3 separate regions of the Mus musculus genome follow, and all the other regions are linked to region 1. A link is a loop called in an ENCODE intact Hi-C map of the cell type or tissue named here. Cell type or tissue: left cerebral cortex. All regions are shown on one strand. Each heading gives the region's core, and the rest is flanking DNA. Links, peaks and the distances in the headings are about the cores only. Region 1 has its middle 24 kb from the start of Map9. Region 2 holds the start of Gucy1a1 (guanylate cyclase 1, soluble, alpha 1). Region 3 holds the start of Asic5 (acid-sensing (proton-gated) ion channel family member 5).

What was found. Hi-C counts contacts between places; a loop is a spot of excess contacts. Peaks named below come from ENCODE experiments on the same cell type or tissue, not always from the same donor. Only the 100,000 strongest peaks of a DNase experiment are listed, where the experiment ranks them.
Region 2: a loop joins it to region 1, with 5 times the contacts of the local background. A loop is called at or near these places in 7 of 42 quality-filtered maps.
Region 3: it touches region 1 in a loop (2.9-fold over the local background); 7 of 42 quality-filtered maps call a loop at or near these places.

Annotation. Positions count from the first base shown.
Region 1 is chr3:82,330,850-82,336,938 of GRCm38, reverse strand. No RefSeq gene overlaps it. Among named protein-coding and RNA genes, the nearest start is that of Map9, 24 kb to the left of the region's middle. In left cerebral cortex, for the core only: a CTCF peak has its summit at 3,091 (motif pointing right); a DNase peak (open chromatin) is centred at 3,128; H3K4me3 peaks cover 211 bases.
Region 2 is chr3:82,141,574-82,147,662 of GRCm38, reverse strand. Gucy1a1 (guanylate cyclase 1, soluble, alpha 1) reads left to right here and starts at 1,717. Exons shown (of 9, transcript NM_021896.6): 1 at 1,717-1,991. It overlaps Gm29921 (a long non-coding RNA gene), which reads left to right. Exons shown (of 9, transcript XR_867373.2): 8 at 895-1,015; 9 at 1,114-1,265. In left cerebral cortex, for the core only: a CTCF peak has its summit at 3,436; DNase peaks (open chromatin) are centred at 2,565, 2,862, 3,053, 4,115 and 1 more place; H3K4me3 peaks cover 2,311 bases; H3K27ac peaks cover 1,283 bases.
Region 3 is chr3:81,993,428-81,999,516 of GRCm38, reverse strand. Asic5 (acid-sensing (proton-gated) ion channel family member 5) reads right to left here and starts at 2,595. Exons shown (of 10, transcript NM_021370.2): 1 at 2,527-2,595. The coding sequence starts at 2,566. In left cerebral cortex, for the core only: a CTCF peak has its summit at 3,294 (motif pointing left); a DNase peak (open chromatin) is centred at 3,308.

The DNA.
Region 1 (6,089 bases), core at 1,984-4,483:
AGAGAGAGAGAGAGAGAGAGAGAGAGAAGAGAGAAAGAGAGGAAGGAGAAGGAGAAGGAGAAGGAGAAGGAGAAGGAGAAGAAGAAGAAGAAGAAGAAGAAGAAGAAGAAGAAGAAGAAGAAGAAGAAGAAGAAAAGAAAGAAAGAAAGAAAAGAAAGAGAGAGAGAGAGAAAGAAAGAAAGAAAGAAAGAAAGAAAGAAAGAAAGAAAGAAAGAAAGAAAGAAAGAAAGAAAGAAAGAAAGAAAGAAAGAAAGAAAGAAAAGAGGCTTGGTCTAACTTTAGGCTAATGAGGGCCATCTTTGTCACCTATCCATACAGATGGCCAAAATGCCTCCTGATGAAGCTGATATCTCCAGAGGTAGATGGATTGTGCTTCATAGGGGTGAGAGGACCACTGTATCTGCAAGGGAAGCTGGGAAATGTAATCCTTTGGCAGGAAACCATCATCTATTATAAAGGATGTCATTTAACCCAACTTGTTTGACTTACATCAGTATTGCTGAGCAAGCCAAGCCCTAACTTCATATTTGAGCAATATTGTAATTCAAAACAAGCTTTAAAGTCACCTCCTCCATGCAGGCTTACTTGTGTAGTTATTAGAAGTTGGGTACCCTGAAACATAAAACATAAAATCAGGAGTCTCAAAGTTAAAAAATTAACAGTGCAAGTTCAAGATGGATGGGGTCCCAGTGCTTGGAGGGGAAGTAGACACAGGGCCCAGCCCAACAAAGGAACCATCTGCAGTTGATATTACTGACAAAGCAAAAGTTTGTTTCCCCCAATAGAATCTCCTTAGATATAATAACTACACTTCAGAGTAGGCCTTATCCACAGGAGTTGTTGGCCAGCAAATAACAAACTCAATGATATCATTGTAGACTTTTTGCTTCATTTTGTTTTGTTTGGGCATTTTTTGTTTTTGTTTTATTGGTCTTTTGCTTGTACGTTTCTGGTGTGTGTGTGTGTGTGTTTTGTTTTTTTGTTGTCGTTGTTGTTGACTTTGTTTTTGTTTGTTCATAGGGTTGAGTGGGCAAGGAGGATCCGACAGGAGTTCGGGGAGAGGCAAATCATGATCAGAATAGAGTATAAAAAAGAATCTCAGATAAAATTTGAAAAGTCAGCCAGATGTAGTGGTCATTGTTTTGATCCCAGAATTTCAGAGGTAGAACACGGGGACCTCTCTGAGTTTGAGGTTTACATAGTAAGTTCCAGGGCAGCCAGGACTACATAGAGAAACCCTGTCTCAAAACAGACAAACAATTTAAAAGCCAAGAAAAGATAAAAAAAATAATAAAAACAATAACAGAAAGTTAATCGTGGGGAAAACTAGTCTTCAGCACATAAGAAGAACTTAAGCCAATGCAAATGCTCTGAGCTGTCTTCTCACTTTTTCTGGGGGATCTCATTGGTGGCTTGACTGACAGCAGGAAGTGGAGCTGCACAGCTGTTCATCACTGTGGGGAGGAAGATGCAGATGGTGGGAATAGGCTTACCTCACCATTTAATGTATAGCCAGGACTCTGTTCTCTCAAATCTTGGGGTTAAACTTCTCCAAATCAAATGAGCTAAGTACAAGGCTAGGTTTGGGGTGAAGAATAAATGTGTTTTCTAGATGCTATGAATAAGACACTGATTGTCTCATAAAGCATCATTATGTTTTTTTTAAAAAGAAGTACTATTCATTTCCTTTGCATGGAGAAAGATTCTGAGAGATTTTCCAATTCAATAAAAATTTTGTTAGCCAACGTAAATTTCATAAAAATCACCTTAGAAAAGTCTAAAGATCTGCCTCAGCTTACTGGTAAATATATGAATTTATTCTATACAACATTCTCCTCTGTGTCCCTCTCCATCTCAGTCTCCCTCTCCATTTCCCTCTCCATCTCTCCCCTTCTCTCTATAATTTGCCTATGAAAGTGTGGCTGATTAGTGGTAGGAAGAGTGTCTATCTACAGGTATATGTAGATTGAACATTGTTACAAGCAAATGGCTCTAATGTAAGGTTTAACTGTTTTCTGATTGGGCTAAACTGTTTAATCAGATAGTAAAGCCTTCCAGAAAAGGCCAGGGATGGGACACTATGTGATAATTAGACAGTATCAAGTATTCTGGTCTGTTCTTCCAGAGCAGGTGACTTAATAATAACTTCAAAAACATAGACAGAAGGATTTTGAATGTCTTGATATAAAGATCCAATTGAAGTTTCATTGCACTTAAACATGACAAAATGAAGAGATGTGTCAAAATGCCCCGTGGGACTCAACAAATATCTAGAATTTCTTTTCTTGTATGTTAAATAATTGCATGCAAGGAAATGTATTTGACCTGAAGCCCATATGAAGAAAGTGTGAATTATTGTATGTTTTTATACAGTGTTTATAGTTTGCACAGTTTTTATACTTATATTCACGTTTAGTAACTGTCTTTCTGGAATCTTCTCTTGACTCAATCCTGTAGGCACAATCACACCTTTCCCCGCAGTGAGGCCCCACTGCACTCTTCCTTGTAAAGCACCCATCTCTCTCCTGGATCATCCGGTTCTGAAGAGAGGAGCAGTGAGGAGGTGCTGACCTGGCACAGGGACGCTGGGTGAGTAGGCTGGGTAGCTTGCTGTGGGGCTGGACGGCTGTGGTCCAGCACTGTGCCTGATAGAAAGAAACTAGTGATACTGGAGCCTTACAGTTCAGACTGGATACTTTATACTCTAAGTTCTCCCTCTTTCACCAGCTCTGCCTTTGTTTGCCTTTTCATGTCCCATCTTCCTCCTACTTTCATTTCTTCCAATATATCTCCAACATTCATATGGAGACAATGTACCTCCAGAAGCTGACGTACTCAAATGTAAGCAATACTGCTGTATGTATTTTCTGTCATCCAAAATTTAAATGCAGTCTGAATTCTAACAGGAAGAGGTTTCTTAATGTCTCAAAAAGCTTCAGGAATTCCTATAAGCTCTCTCGCGACTCTAAAACATAAACAAAACCAAAACAAAATAACAACAGAAACACTTGAAAACATTTCCCTGGCCAATTGTTGAGCACACAACGTTTTTTTTTATTTCAACAGCGTGAACTTGTGCAACGGCAGCAGATAACCTCCAGGGGGCAGTATAACGCAATGCTGCAGCGACTGCGCCTGAGGAACAGTCGGTCATTAGTTCCTAGTTTTCTCTTTGTCTAATGAACCATTTCTAGGGGAAAGGTCTCTAAAGGAAAACAGAATTTGTCCTTTGACCATCTTTTTATTTTTGTCTCACTGCCGTGTACTAACGAAAAGAGCACATGCTACTTAAGTTTAGGATATCACGTTTAGGACTGAGAACGTAAGATTCCTGATTCAACAGAATTTCATTGCCTGCCTGCTTAGACGGACACCCACTCCCCCACCCCCACCCCCACCCCCAGCTCTGGAGAGGAAGGAAGAAGCACGGGACCCTGACATTTGCTCAGAGAATGGCAGACTTTGTCCTCTGAAATTCTAGTTTAGAGGTTTGCATAACTCAAAAAGGTCCTTTAATGTAGGATCATTTTCAGTGAGGACATCATGAGCCCACCAAGGACCAGAAACTAGGATCCCGACTCAAGAGCAGAGCCTGGGCTATGCTCACAGCAGACAACGCAGAGAACTCTGTCCCCTTTACTACACTCCAGACACTCAAGCCCAGGTGGCATTGCTGGGCTGCCATTACGTAGTCATTGTGATCACACAAGTTTGTTTGAAACTGTTGTTTTAAGAGGTTTTAGAAAAGTGCATTTAAACAATATCTTTTGATCTTATTACCCACCACCTCCTTTCAACTTTTACCAAACTGTTTTCTCTTTCTTTGTTCCCTCCCAACTTTATTTTTTTCTTCTTCATTATTATTATTATTATTTATTACTGAGAGTTATTGAATATTTCTAGTATAATATATAAAGATATTAAATGCAAATGAGTTTGAAAACCGGTATATTTGCATATCTGTTTATTAAAGATACTTTCTATGATATGTTCTGGTACAGATAAAATAAGCTTTTGTGTATTTAAAAGGAAAGATTTAAAGTATGACAGACTCTGAAGTTAGAGGAAGTGAGATGTGGAGAAGCAATGTCCTCTGAGCAATGCCTTCACTTGCTACATTCTGAGAAAGGTTGGAAAACCCACCGGTGTATAACATGTATAAAGCAAACCCGGCCAGGCTGCTGTCGTTCCCACTCTGTGTCTCAAGCTGCTATCTCTCTAGGCTTTTCCAGCTGTGCATCTCCTGTGCACTGAATAGAAGACCTAAGAAATACTTGGTTCTTCATATTAGCATAAACTAATTAATGCAAACCAAACAGATTTATCATGAAACTAATGAAGCGTAGGCTCCAGGGCCATCCCTTTCCAGGCTTTATGAGTTCTTAAGGGTTTTAAGGTCTTTGAGGAGGCAAAATATTACCAGCTAGTGCTTCTCATGTAAGGAGTCTTGGTAACTGCCTTAGGAGTTCTCAGGAAAAAGGGATTTTCTTTCTAAGGCATCTATAATTATTTAATTTATTTATTCATTTATTTATTTATTTATTTACTTACTTACTTAATTTACATCCCACTCACTGCTCCTTCTGTTGGTCACCCCTTCCAACAGTCCTTTTCCCTTCTCCCCTGGGTATGCCCTCTCCCTGGCACATCAAGTCTTGGTACATCTGCTCCCACTGAGGCCACACAAGGCAGACCAGCTAGAAGAACATATCCCAGAGACAGGCAACAGCTTTTGTGATAGCCCCTGCTCTAGGTGCTCAGAACCCATATGAAGACCAAGCTATACATCTGCTACATTTGTTTAGGGAGTAGGGGTAGGTACAGCCCATCTCTGAGAGCCCCAGGGTTCCGGGTTATTTGATTCTGTTGGTCTTCTTATGGAGTTCCTACCTGCTTTGGGCCCTACAAGCCCATTTCTTCCACAGGAGTCCCCAAGCTCCATCACTGTTTGGCTGTGGGTCTCTGCCTCCCTCTGAGTCAGGTGCTTGGTGGAGCCTCTCATAGGACAGCCATGTTAGACCCCTGTCTTCAAGCGTAACAGAGTATCATTGGGGATTGATGCTCACCCATGGGATGGGTCTCAAGTTGGGCCACTTATCAGTTAGCCCCCTTCCTGCATTTCTTGTAAACAGGATAAAATTTGGGTTGAAAGTTTTGTGAAAGTTTCTATCATTCCACTAGGGTTCCTGCATAGGTACAGGAAGTAGTCTCTTAAAGTTTCATATCCCCACTGCTATGAGTCTCAGCTATGGACACCCCCATTGATTCTTAGGTGCCTCCCATATGGCAAGTCTCTACCATAACTTCTAGATGTTCCCTATCTCCCCATTCCTGCTATCTGGCCATCTCTCCTATACCTTCTCACATCTGATCCTGAATCTCCCCATTCCTCCTCCATATCCCTTCTCATTCCCTCTTCCACCTTTCATATGCCCCCATGACTATTTTCTTCCCTCTTCTGAGTGAGATTCAAATATCCTCATTTGGATGTTCCTTCTTGTTTAGCTTTTTTAGGTCTGTGGAGTACAACATGGGTATCTTGCATTTTATGGCTAATATCCACTTATAAATGAGTATATACCATGCATATGCTTTTGCAACTGGGCTACCTCACTCAGGATGATATTCTCAAGTTCCATCCATTTGCCTGCAAAATTAGTGATGTTTTTATTTTTCAAGGCTGAATAGTATCCCACTGTATAGATATAGTACATTTTCTTGATCCACTCTTCAGTTGAGGGACATCTAGGTTGTTTCCAGTTTCTGGCTACTATGAATAAAGCTGCTATAAACATAGTTGAGCAAGTGTCTATGTGGGATGGTGGATCATCTTTTGGGTATATGTCAAGGAGTATACTAGCTGGGTCTTGAGGTAGAACTATTCCCAGGTTTCTGAGAACTGCAAAGATTGTTTCTAAAGTGGTTGTACAACTTTGCATTCCCACCAGCAATGGAGGGGTGTTCCTCTTGTTCTACATCCTCAACAGCATGTATTATTGATTGAAGTTTTTATCTTAGCCATTCTGACAGGTGTAAGATGGAGTCTCAGAGTTGTTTTGATTCACAATTCCCTGATGATTAAGGACTTT
Region 2 (6,089 bases), core at 2,259-4,758, 190 kb after region 1:
GTCCCTAGCTTGCCTCCTCTCCATACACACACATCTTTACCTGGTTGGTTGAATTCCTTTTTTCCTTTTCTCTTTCTCTCTTCCCAATCCTGACTACTAGGAAAGCCTTTGAACAGAAAAAGTTGACAAAAAGCCTAGTCCCACATTACTGACATTCCTGAAAGCTGCCCCAACCCCCCTCACCTGAAGTCAGCACTCACCAAGGCCTCCCTCAGGAGTTCTGCATGTGGCAGACGCATCCTTTTTTTTTTTTTTTTTTTTTTTTTTTTTTTTTGCCTACAGTTTATACAAAACTTCCTTGCCATAGTCTTCCTGAGACTTCTTCTGTTTTCTATTCTCAATAGAGTGAAGACACATGGGCTTTCCCCTACATGCCATCCTTATATCAGTGTCAGATCTGAAGATGCTGTAAGACTAAAGTGTCCCTTATCTGCTCAGCACGTCCTATCTCAGAAGGGAAGGACCATGGGAAAGAGGGACATCAGTGTAGAAAGGTAGCTCAGGAGTCCTTACATGAACAGTACAGCAGAGACAGCACCCTGTGCCCTCTGCATCCTCCTGCACTCCACTCACCTTTACCTTCTACCCCATCTTATCTCCTGGCCACCACACCACCACCTTGCCACCTGCCTGTGGCCCTTTGTTCAGTCTCCTCTGCTACCAACAAGCAGTTCCTTCCACATATCCTCTTGCAAAACTGAAGGGCCCTTCAAGATCCCACACTGACACCATTATTTCAGAAACATTTTATCTGTCAGAGGGATGCCCCCCCCCCCACATGAATGTTTCTGTCATGTTTTATTTACTTTAAAACTGATAGGGCTGGCTGCTTTACATTATGAGTCCCTTTGTTTTTGTTTCCTTTTGGGCCTTACGTTCATGGTCTGAGAATAGATTTCACTTTTCCTGCTGAACTAAGAGAAGTTCATGAATTGCTCTGGGAGTAAGAGAAGCTTTGGAAATGACAAGAAAATAACAACAAAACCCAAAACAGAACCAGCAAAGGACCTACGAGGTTTGGTTCCATCTTAAGGCCAAAGTTTCCCTGGTTCCTGTAGCTGTCTTGGCATTTCTGGCTAATTCTGTTTCTGTCTACTCCCATCCATTCTTTAGGACAATTCTTATGGTTGTTTTCACTGGACAAAACGTTTCTCATATGAGTGGGGCCTCCTCAGTGAGACCAGAGTCGATGATGAGTCGAAAGTAGATATGTCAAGATAACTTTTTGTCTTAGACTTCTTGGACTTGGAGGATTAAAAAGACACCAGGAGTAAGTGTGTGTGTGTGTGTGTGTGTGTGTGTGTGCATTTTTGTGTGTACACATATGTGTGTATGAACAATGATTTAAAAATAAAAGAACAGTTATGCACACACACATGCATTAACAGCAAATAGGGCTGAGTGTAGTGAACCAAATAGAGGCAAGACCTTACTCAAAAAAAAAAAAATATTCTTGTGACCACAAAATTACCTTTGAAATGAGTAGAGTAGCCTCAAACCTAAAAGCCAGGCCACCAAAGCCACCCAAGGAGAAAGAAAGTTCCCCACCAGGTTTCAGATTCAGGAAACTACAGTGGTTCTGCACCAGCTTGTACTAGAGAAAATGTTTTTAGTTTTAATGTGCCAACTTTTCAACTTTTCTTAGAGTCTCTTTTTTTCTCTTCCTTGTCCCCTTCCCTGCTATGTGTGTGTGTGTGTGTGTGTGTGTGTGTGTGTGTGTGTGTGTGTGTGTGTGTGTGTGTGTCTGCCTTTGGTGGTTTGGAGGATGGCGACTGGGCGGGAGCAGACTCAGTTCTCTAGCTGAGCCTGGGAGAAGTGGGAGGGACTCAGAGCCGCGGGTTTCTCACACACCGCCTTCTAGGCAGCCCTCCTCCAGTGCCTGCCAGCCGGACCGGACCCCAAGGCGAAGAGCAGCAGTGCACAGCCTGGGGAGCCAGCGGAGCAAAGACACCTTTGGCCCGATGCCCCTGGCCTCCTGTGATCGCATCATGGTGGGTTCGCTCAGCTGTTTGCTTTTCTACTGTTTGGGGACTGGAGAAGGGGACGAGGCACGGTACTGAGACGTGGGAAGAAGTCCTGTGCGGCAGGGAAGAGACAGACTAGAATTCTTTGGGTCATGGCAGGGAAAAACAAAGGCGAGAAGTGACTACAGCACGGTGGGAACCAGCTCTGGGGGTGTTTCGTGGGTCCCTCCGCGCCACTAGCGCAGGTTAACCATGATGTGCTCTGTGTGGCCTTGAGTGCCCTGGGTGAACCCGCTCGGGACCGACAGGTGCGACTCCAGTGTCACCTCTCAGTCCATCACCAGCGCCACCGCCCTTCATCTGTGATCTAGTGCGGCTGTGCTCTGCTGGGTGGCAGCTCCAGGAGGTTGCGGTCCCCAGGTCTGGATATCACTAAGTAAGTGATAGCGGTGCCCTCGCTGGCCGGCCGGGACTCCCTGTGCATACAGCCCTCTACCAAGTCTTGGCTAAATCCTTTCCCACACCCTCCCCTGATCTCGTTCACCCCTGGGAAGCAAGATCACTGTTCCCACGCTGGGGAGAAGCGAGGAAGGGACTCCCGGGAGGGATAGCGGTCAGGGAGCAGCTATGGCTGAGCTCTGTGGTCCCGCAGTGGGAACGTGCGAGGCGTGGGCGACTGTCTCCCACGCAAGGCCGCCAGCCCTGGGCAGCTGGGTGGCATCCTTCACTCGGGAGCAATTCAAGGACGCCAGGACCTAAGAGTCCAGCTTGTGGCCCTCATGCGGGCTTTCCTCCGAGGATGGAGGAGCTGCTCAAAGCCCCAGAGTATACAAACTGCAAAGTTCCAGCCACTGCTGGGACCAGAGCAAAGTGTGCCTGCACAAAGGGTATGTGAGTGTGACTGCTTCTAAGCTGCTTTTCTCTTATTATTGACTGAGATGCATTGGAAGGTAATGGCCAGGCATCACAACATTCTCCCGGGCCTATCTGAGTTGACAGCCTGTCCTGGGTCCACAGTGTTATCTCTAAGTGAGTTTTGTGTGAGGGGCTGCATCCCAGTGTGGTCACATGATTCCAGGGTATGGGTTTCCTGAGCCTTTCTTTTGCTTTCTGGGAGTTATTCCTTCGTTTTGCATTTAAAAAGCACTTTACATTTTCTGAGGTAAATCAAATGGCTGCCAGCTCGCTCTCAGAAGTGATTAGATGCCTCTTGATTTCCAACATATTGCATGGTTTAGAGGAAGATAGATTACCTACATTTAAATTATCATAATGGTTTTTTAGGGTCATCGGTTCCAAAATAATTCTTGTCTATATTCGGACTAGTGCCAGGCTTAGTCGGAGCCCTGCTCACCTTTTCTATTGCATGCTCTCGGAGACACTTCAAGATGAGCAGTTTTGAGTTTTTGTTCATAATGAAAGAAAGAGCAATCTGTTGTTTTTCCTAGACTGTTGTCCCCCTTCAGGAAGTATCATGTCAGGTAGCAGTGATCAAGGGTGGCAAAGGACGATGACATGAAACTGGAGTTCTGAAGCAACTCTAGTACTTGGCCTTTACCGATTATTAAATGGTCTGGTCCATGTATTTATTTGAGGAGTCTTGTAGTCTCAGAAACTATACTCAAATATTTGAGCTGTTGCACTTTTAGGGAGATGGAAAAAACTCCGCTGCAGTACTGGCATTTAGAACCCCACAGCAAAATAACGACAGAAGTTAACACCGATAAGCTGAACATTTTCTGGTCCGAATCTTAGCCTCTGTACAAAAGGGTGTGGATGCAGACTAGCAGAAGACTTCAAGGGTTGTGCTACATACAATAGCTAAACATTTCAAATGCTGGTGAGGAGCAGGAGGGTGAGGAAACTGTATACACTACCTGGGAAAATGTAAACTTGGGAAGCTACTGTGGATGTCAGAATGGAGGTTCCTCAACATACCTAAAAATAGAAATACCACATGATTGAGCTCTACTCCTTCAGGTATATACAGGAAAGAGTTTGTGTCAGCCCACTGCTGAGATAATTACTAGACCCAGTAGCCAAGATATGGAGCCGTTCCAGTGCCTAGCAACAAGTGAATGGATGAAGATCATGCGGGATGTGTGCATGCTGGGTAGTTACACATTTGTTCCTCCATAGAGTGGAATAGAATTATGATGTTTTCATAGAAATGAATGGCAGTGGACAGCCGTAAGACATAACAGACATTCTCATATGCAGTCTAGAGTTCTATATGTGTATGAATGAAATGACTGTGAGAAGGGAGGGAAGGAGGGAGCCAAAGAGAAGAGGAGTGGAGACAAAGAGAACAACTGGATCTGTACAATGTGAAAACACAAGGAGAAACCATTTTAAGGAAAGAGAAGACCCACAGGATGGGGAGGGCAGTGGGCAACTCTGAACACTGTATACTATACACATACATATACACAAAAAGGCCACAATGAAATCCCATGCTTTGTATACTGAATAAACCAATAAAAGAAGAAAATTAATAGGAAATAGACTCATAAATAAAGTATTAAATGTATCGCTTAGCAAGCTTAGTGCTGTGATGTTTACTTAATAGAAGTGTGTGGTGCGTCGATGGGTAGATTTTGTTTCTACCTGCACAGTAAGATCGTTCCAGTTTAAGACAGAAAATAAAAATACATTTTTCTCACTGAAATATAAAGTAGTTTTGCTTACTATGGTGTCTCGCAATGCATGACACAGAAACAGCCTCATGAAGACCTCATTGTATATGTTCAGGTATCTTCTGCCATTTGAGCATGAGAAAAGAAATATGGAATTATGGTTTATATCCAGAAATGGGAAACAATTCACAGTACTTAGTGCCAGTGTCTCATAACTATGGCTTATTAGGAAATCTTGTTTCAAGACATTCTGAAAAGTTGTTTTAATGTGTAGACTTCCCTACAAGCTTAAATGATGACACTAAATTATGCTGTTATGAGTAATAGATCAGTAGAATACTTAGAGGATTAAAATTTCAATAATTTGTCATAGATATTTTCAGGCTTAAGAAACATCTTTTATTGAACAGTTAAAATCATGTAACACTGGATTGTATCAGAAACCATGAAAGAAACATGACTTCTCTTATTTACATTTGCTAGCACTACTTAGTGTGTGTCTAGGGGAGGGGAGAATATTGACTTTGTCTATAAGTTAGTTTAAGATAGCAGGATACGTTCTTCCAAGTCTCTAGTGAATTTTTAAGAAATAAACACCAAATAATTAGCTTTAAGAATGAGTCTCCTTAAGTGAGAGGAAACGGAAAGGTAGAGTAATATTTGGACAAAACAAAACAAACTCTATTATTGATGGGGGCAGGGAGAATTGTAGTAAATGGTGTTTTAGAATTACTTTCAGTGTCAGATGCTCAGGGAAATTGCTTGTTTTCCTTTGCTTTGGGAGGATATCCAACTTTTATGGAACTATTTTTATGCCACTTGATTAGAGCTATTCACCCGAGGGACTTTCCTCGGGCATCCTATGGGTTGTTTCTGCACATTTGTAGAAGGGATTGTCTCTCATTCGAGCCATCCATAGTGACAGCGATTGTTCTTTCCAGGCTGCCTAGGTCTAGCCTCTGCTGAATGACTGGGCAGCAGTTTCTTTAGCTGTCACACCTATATTTTTGAATCACTCAACTTAGTGGAGGCTGAGCTGCTTTCTTGTCCATCCTGTATCCTACCTGATTCCTCCTCTTCATTATAATTCTGATTTTCATTTATCTATTTTGTGGGTGTGTGCATGTACATAGGCATGTGCATGTATGGGTATGTTCATACCATGGCATACATGTGGAAGCCAGAGGATATCTTTCCGGTACCTGGTCATCTATTATGTGAGTCTAGGGATCAAGTTCACAACCTCAGCTGTTGTGTCAAGAACCTTTGCCTACTGAGCCATCGCATGAGCTTTCTTATTCTTTTATCTTTCTTCACTATATCTTGGAAGTACTTTATTATATATAATATATATTTTCCCCCCTCTGCTGTGAGTCTAGGTCAGCAGGCTTACACTTCCTCTAGCCTGTGCCTGTGGTTTTTAAGCTTCCTTGCCTGGCATGTTTTCTACCTAGTATTAATCGTTTGTTAAACCAGACCTTTCTTTCTA
Region 3 (6,089 bases), core at 2,037-4,536, 340 kb after region 1:
AGCTATTCATAAAACCTACAAGTCAGAAGTGACTAAGCAGGTTATCTTTCTAATATGAAGTTTGTAAAGGCCCCCAGAATCTTTTTCCAGTAGATGGTTTATTCAGATATCAGGAAAAGCACCAATTAGGTAAATCTACTGCTAATAAGCTAGGGCCATCTGATACCAGCTCTGGTTAAGAAAGAGATACTGATAGCAGAAACATATCGGTATGTCATTAAGTCCAGCTTCAAATGAGTTGTTCGTGACAGCTCATTACTTTTAAAAATAGTCCTAGCTTTTAATTAGTCTTTCACCCCAGGAAACCACAGAGTTCCTTGAGTTGGATTAGGCTTATTCTCCCAAGAGTCCTAAATGAAGTCACACACAACAAGTTCCACAGCTAATCTTTGTCACCTTGCTGTTATTTTTGGTGTTGTGATGTCTGTGCATTGTATGTTTTGAGCAAAACTGTTTTACTCCTCTGTTGGCTCATCAGAATGTCAGGTTTGCAGTTCGGTGACTTGATCAGCTTCCTACCTTCTTAGAAAACGAGCTGGTACTTTTGAAATTCCTATTAATAAATTAAGTAATGATTATTGATATTGGTTTGTAAAGGCCAGTGAAAGTTTCACTAAAATATATTTGATGATATAGAAAATAGTCATCCAGAATTTCCCTTAGGTTACTGTTCTTTTGATTTGGTGATAATAGATGCCAAGCCTCTCTGTCAAGTTAATGGGATGAGGTCCATCTGCAATCAGAGGCTTCAACTTCTGCTCTCAGTCTCCTCTCCCGTAACCTAGGCAACTTCAGCCATGTCTGCATTCTCCTTCTGCTTCTTCTATTAACTGGCAGCAATAACATCTGCCTTCTGGCTTTTCACGTTAAATAGTGTAATGCTCAGAGAGCATTCAGTGTGTAACATGGATCAGTAGAAGTACTCAACATTATTCAATATTTTTACTTTGCTTGTAGTGATAGAGGAAATGGTTAAATATTCAGGGGTTTAAGGAATGATTTAAAGTTCCTGCTTCCAAAATGAGTGCTTGGGCAAGCAAGCTGACTAGGTGACTGTCTCTTATTGGGTAAGGGAGTTAGCTATGCAAGCTGGATGAGCTAAGTCCTATCTTTGAAACCCATGGAAAGGATGAAGGAGAGAACCCCTTACCTAGATTTGTCCTCTGAGCTCCGTACCTGTGCAGTGGCACCTAGGCAGCCAGCTCACATCCTACACACACACACACACACACACACACACACACACACACACACACACAAATGATACTAATAAAAATAACACAGATCTCAGAAACAAAAGAAAGAGATGAGATCTCTGAAAGCCAATAAATTCTCACAATGAAGTTATTTGAATTTTAAATCCTTGTTTTAATTCAATAAATATCATTTTGTCAATAATGCAGTATTAACATTCTTCCAAAAAAGCTCCAATATTTTCTCATCATTAAGTTTAGTTTAATAGCTTACTAGTTTCCAATCAATATTTTTTTTTCAGTTTGGAAAAGCTAATGATATAAAATGCATTTTCTAAAGTTTCCCATTTCGTGCAATGTACATGAGCATCCACAAATACTGTTACACTCTTAAAGATATTACAAACTATATTATCATGTTTATATCATTCTGACGTTCTGGAATTGTGCTATCGTCTATAATAGCATTACTTAATGTTTCTTTTAGTATCAGGTTAATCAGCACATATTTAAAAAAAACTGTCAAAGCTTCAGATAAAATCAGAAGGCTGAAAAAAAAAACAATATTACTTAACAAAATAAGCTTAACTGTGACCTATTCTTATTCCTTAACCATTGCTTGGACGCATTTGTGAAGGCTTTACCCTGATTAAAGAAACAGCCCAGTCCCTAGCAACTCTCACCTTTCCTACTGAGGGGACATGGGCTATTAGTGAGAAGAGTAATCTAGGAATAAGTCCCTGGCCAGACACAGTGCAGCTGGCTGCAAACACTACCCAAATAATACATTTCAGATGTCAACTCTTTAAATTAAGATAGAAACATTGCCAGTTGTGTTAACCTTACTGAAGCATTTCCTACTATTTGTTAGAAACATAGTGGTTTTTTTTTTTCCTTTTGAGTATTTCAAATTGAGAACCTACAGAGTGATATATGCCTGTCAGGAAGCCCAAAATGGGCAGTGCAGACCACCAATCCACACAACTGAGGCTTTGAACTTCCCTCATAGAAGTACATTTCATCAGGTGGATAAACAAAAAGTTTCATTAAAAAGGTTGGTCATTATAGAAACGTTAGGAAAGCAAGCATACTGTGTAGAAACAAAGAAACAACAAAAGTCGATTTTAACATATAGTAATATTTTTGTAGTATTTTGAGTCCTCATAAGTTATTCTTTTGCTACTAAAACTGTATTATTCATTTTAAAACTCATATTTGTTACTGTGAACATAATAATGAGAATAGAGTTTTCCAAGGATGAAGCCTACCCCCTGCTCTCTGCTTATTTCCGGTATTTAGGAATGGCGGATGTTGCTGTTTAAGGATCTCCTACCTTTCTCCGCGTGCACTTGTGATTTCTCAGTATGTTCCATGTTTTGATCTCAGTGATCCGAAGTCCTCTGGTGCATCCAATTTTTTCAATAACAATATTCATTTTGTGCCTTTTATATAAAATACAGCACTTAAGGTTGTAAACTGTAGGGGCAATTTAAATATTTGTGTTGCTATGTTAAGCCTCATGAAGCACTTAATCTGTAAATCAAAAAACACGGACAGAACCAGCTATGGGCATTTACAGACTGGCAAGAGGCCATGATAGATTAAAACCCAGATAGCACAATTGAAACCCACTTTCTGAAAAAGAAAGGAGGAAAGAAACAAAGAAACAAAGAAAGAAGAAAAGCTGTGACCTCACAGTGGCCTCTGATCATACCAGTGGATACCCAGGTGACAGTCTCTTCACGTTTTGTTCAGCTTCATAGAAATCAAATTTTGATTGTGATTGTGTGTATGTGTGTGTGTGTTTGTGTGTGTGTGTGTGTGTGTGTGTGTGTGTGTGTTTGTGGACGTGAAGTATCGTTGTTTTGAAGTTTCTTTCATAAAAGAGATACAACTGTAACAAAGTGACCAGTGGAAATAGAAGAATAATGTTACAAAAGAAAAAAGATACTAACTAAAAAAGAAGCACTAATAAAATAATATAAATTTGCCAAATCACAAAGGCCACCTTTTTTATAGTAACACCTTTGAGAACTTACCATTAATATTATTAATAAACCCTGATATGCATCCATATGTATAAATGCTGCCATCTGTTGACCACACACAGTAATTACATGTTTCTCCGCTAGAGCCTGATGCCTTTGTCATGGTAATATTTCACAAGCATTTTTTCCCTTCAACATTGGACATCTATTGGGAAACTCCAATACCATAACTTGAAGCTGGGCTTACATGGTTTGGTTTTGTCAAGAAGTCACTCTTGCTTCTGCTCCTCCCTCCTAGTGACTGAATTAAATTTGAATTTCAACTTGTTTATGTAGTTACAATTCCCTCTCCATTTTTCCTCACTTTATTATTTGAAATCAAGACCAAGGATTCTTCTCACAGATATAACTTGTTCTTTTGTAAACCTGGCCTTTTCACTTTCTAAGATACTCAATTAAAATTAAACATAGATGCTCACACTTTCTTTCTCTGATGGTGATGCTATGTGGAATAAGCCTATGTGACAGAAGATAGACTTGTAAGCCCCTCTTCCCTGCCCCACCCCATTTCCCAGTAAACGTAAAGAAAGCTACAGAATCGCCTAATAAAGCCAATCCCGGGAGAACTGAGAGAATTCTGAGTCATCATTATCTCCCTTTATGCACTTGTAGCACCAACAGCAAAGGATGACTTATTAATGCAGACAAATAATAAAAGATTAAATAAAGCATGCTGGACAGAAAAGTAGACAGCAAACCCAACTGCCCTTTCACTTAGATTCTGGGCATGAGCGATCCTTAGAATCAATGAGCACTGTCTAGAGGACTGTATTTACTCTGGCCCAGCCCCAGTAACAGAGATACAGTTTGTGTTAGCTATTTAGTTATTGAAGGATAATTTTTTTAATTCTACTTTTGACATATTCATATGTTTTCACTACTCTTTCCTGTTGTGAGTGTGGCAAAGGAAGCCAGGTTTCTGCTAAAACTAAGCAAATGTTTCACTGCCAAGTCAGGTACTCTGTCATTTGGCTCCTACTTGGCAATTTTGATTTGAAGTAAAATTTTATGTTTTATTTTCTCTTTGAGAGAATGCCTGTCCCTTCTTGCCCTTCTTCTTTGCTCCTCCCCCCCCTCCTCCTCCTGCTTACTCCTTCTCCTTGTCTTCCTCTTCTTTCTTTTTCCCTGCCTTCATCTTTTCTGTTATATTCAGAACACACACACACACACACACACACACATATATATATATATATATATATATATATATATATATATATATATATTTACATATACTTAAGATAGATGTTTGGTTTGTTCTTAATAACTTTGGAAAATAAGTTATCAGCTTACCATGTGTGTAAGAGAATAACAATTTAACAGTGTATCTATCAATTTGGGTCTGAAATGCCATTAAATTAAAACTATTAGAACTAAGTGTTTTTTAATTGGATATTTTATTTATTTATTTATATTTCAAATGTTTATCCCCTTGATTGTTTATCCTCAAATCCCCTATCCCATTCCCCTGCTTCTATAAGGGTGCTTCCCCACCCACCCATTCATTTCTGCCTCCCCACCCTGGCATCCCCCTACACTGGGGTATCGAGCCTTCACAGGACCAAGGGCCTCCCCTTATTTTGATGCCAGACAAGGCCAACTTCTGTTACATATGCAGCTGGAGTCATGAGTCCCTCCATGTGTACTCTTTGTAGAATCAAGTTCTTATAGCTGGCGAGTACAGGTAATGTTTTTGTTACAGCATTCTTTATATAAAAACCACTTTAAATTAAAATGAATAAATTTCTTTTAAAAGCTTAAATTTCATGTTGGTCACAGAGGGTTTTTTGTGGCTTGTTTTATTTCGACGTTAGTTGCTATTCTTGAAATGTCAGTCTGATGGATTATTTTTCTTTTATTGATTTTAATTTTATAGATGCATATACTAATTTTTGGTACCCCAGTTCCTCAGTTCCAATTTTTCCTATCTTCTCCTCACCAATTTTCCCACTCACGTTTATGTATACTTTTCTAAACCCAAGTCCACTTAGTGCTGTCAGTTTATGCATGGGTGTAGGGATGTCCATCAGAGCGTGGATAGCCCACCAGAGCCCACCATCACTGAATAGAGCTGACTCCCTCTATCCCGGAGCCACCAGTCGCTAAACGTTTCTTAGCTGGGGAGGATGTGGACTTCATGAGCCCCTCCCACATCTATATTGGGGATGGGCCTGGCTTGATCTTTCTCAGATCTTGTTCATACACACTTAGCTGCCAGAAACATCATGTGCATATTCTGTTTTACTTTTATAGGGCACAAATAAGAAGAAATTAGTCAATATGTCGTATCATATCTAATTAAAACCAATTCACATATCCGAAGTGAAAATGTAAAGTAGAGAGTGACCTTAGTATTCAATATCAACCCTTGTGTCCTGGCACAAGCCTAGCTCATTTAACAGAGGAGGCAGCTCAGGAACAGGGGCAGACAATGGAAGGTCTATGAGGCTGAACATTTAGCCTGCTTAGCTTGCTATCTACTATACTCATTAGAAAAATAGATAGCAAGTAGGAGACAATCTGCAAATACTTGATGAGTGACTAAGTGATTTGTTCCAGTCTTGTACTCTCTTCATTTTTATACCAGAAGACAACTCTTGTGATATTTTCAACACTTTATTTTGAAAATGAAAGTCATAGTAAATTGCCTCATTACAGGAGTGGGATATAGGGACACTTGGGTTAGAACATGGCAGGTTTGAAGGCTCTTCCTGTGGCACAAGAGCAGGGAACATTTACCACAGAAAACTACCTAGTGAACAAAGAAGTGGAAAATTTGAACAAGTTTTCAATAAATACTCACACCATCCTTATGAATGAAATGGCCTCAAAAATTAACGACAGCAGT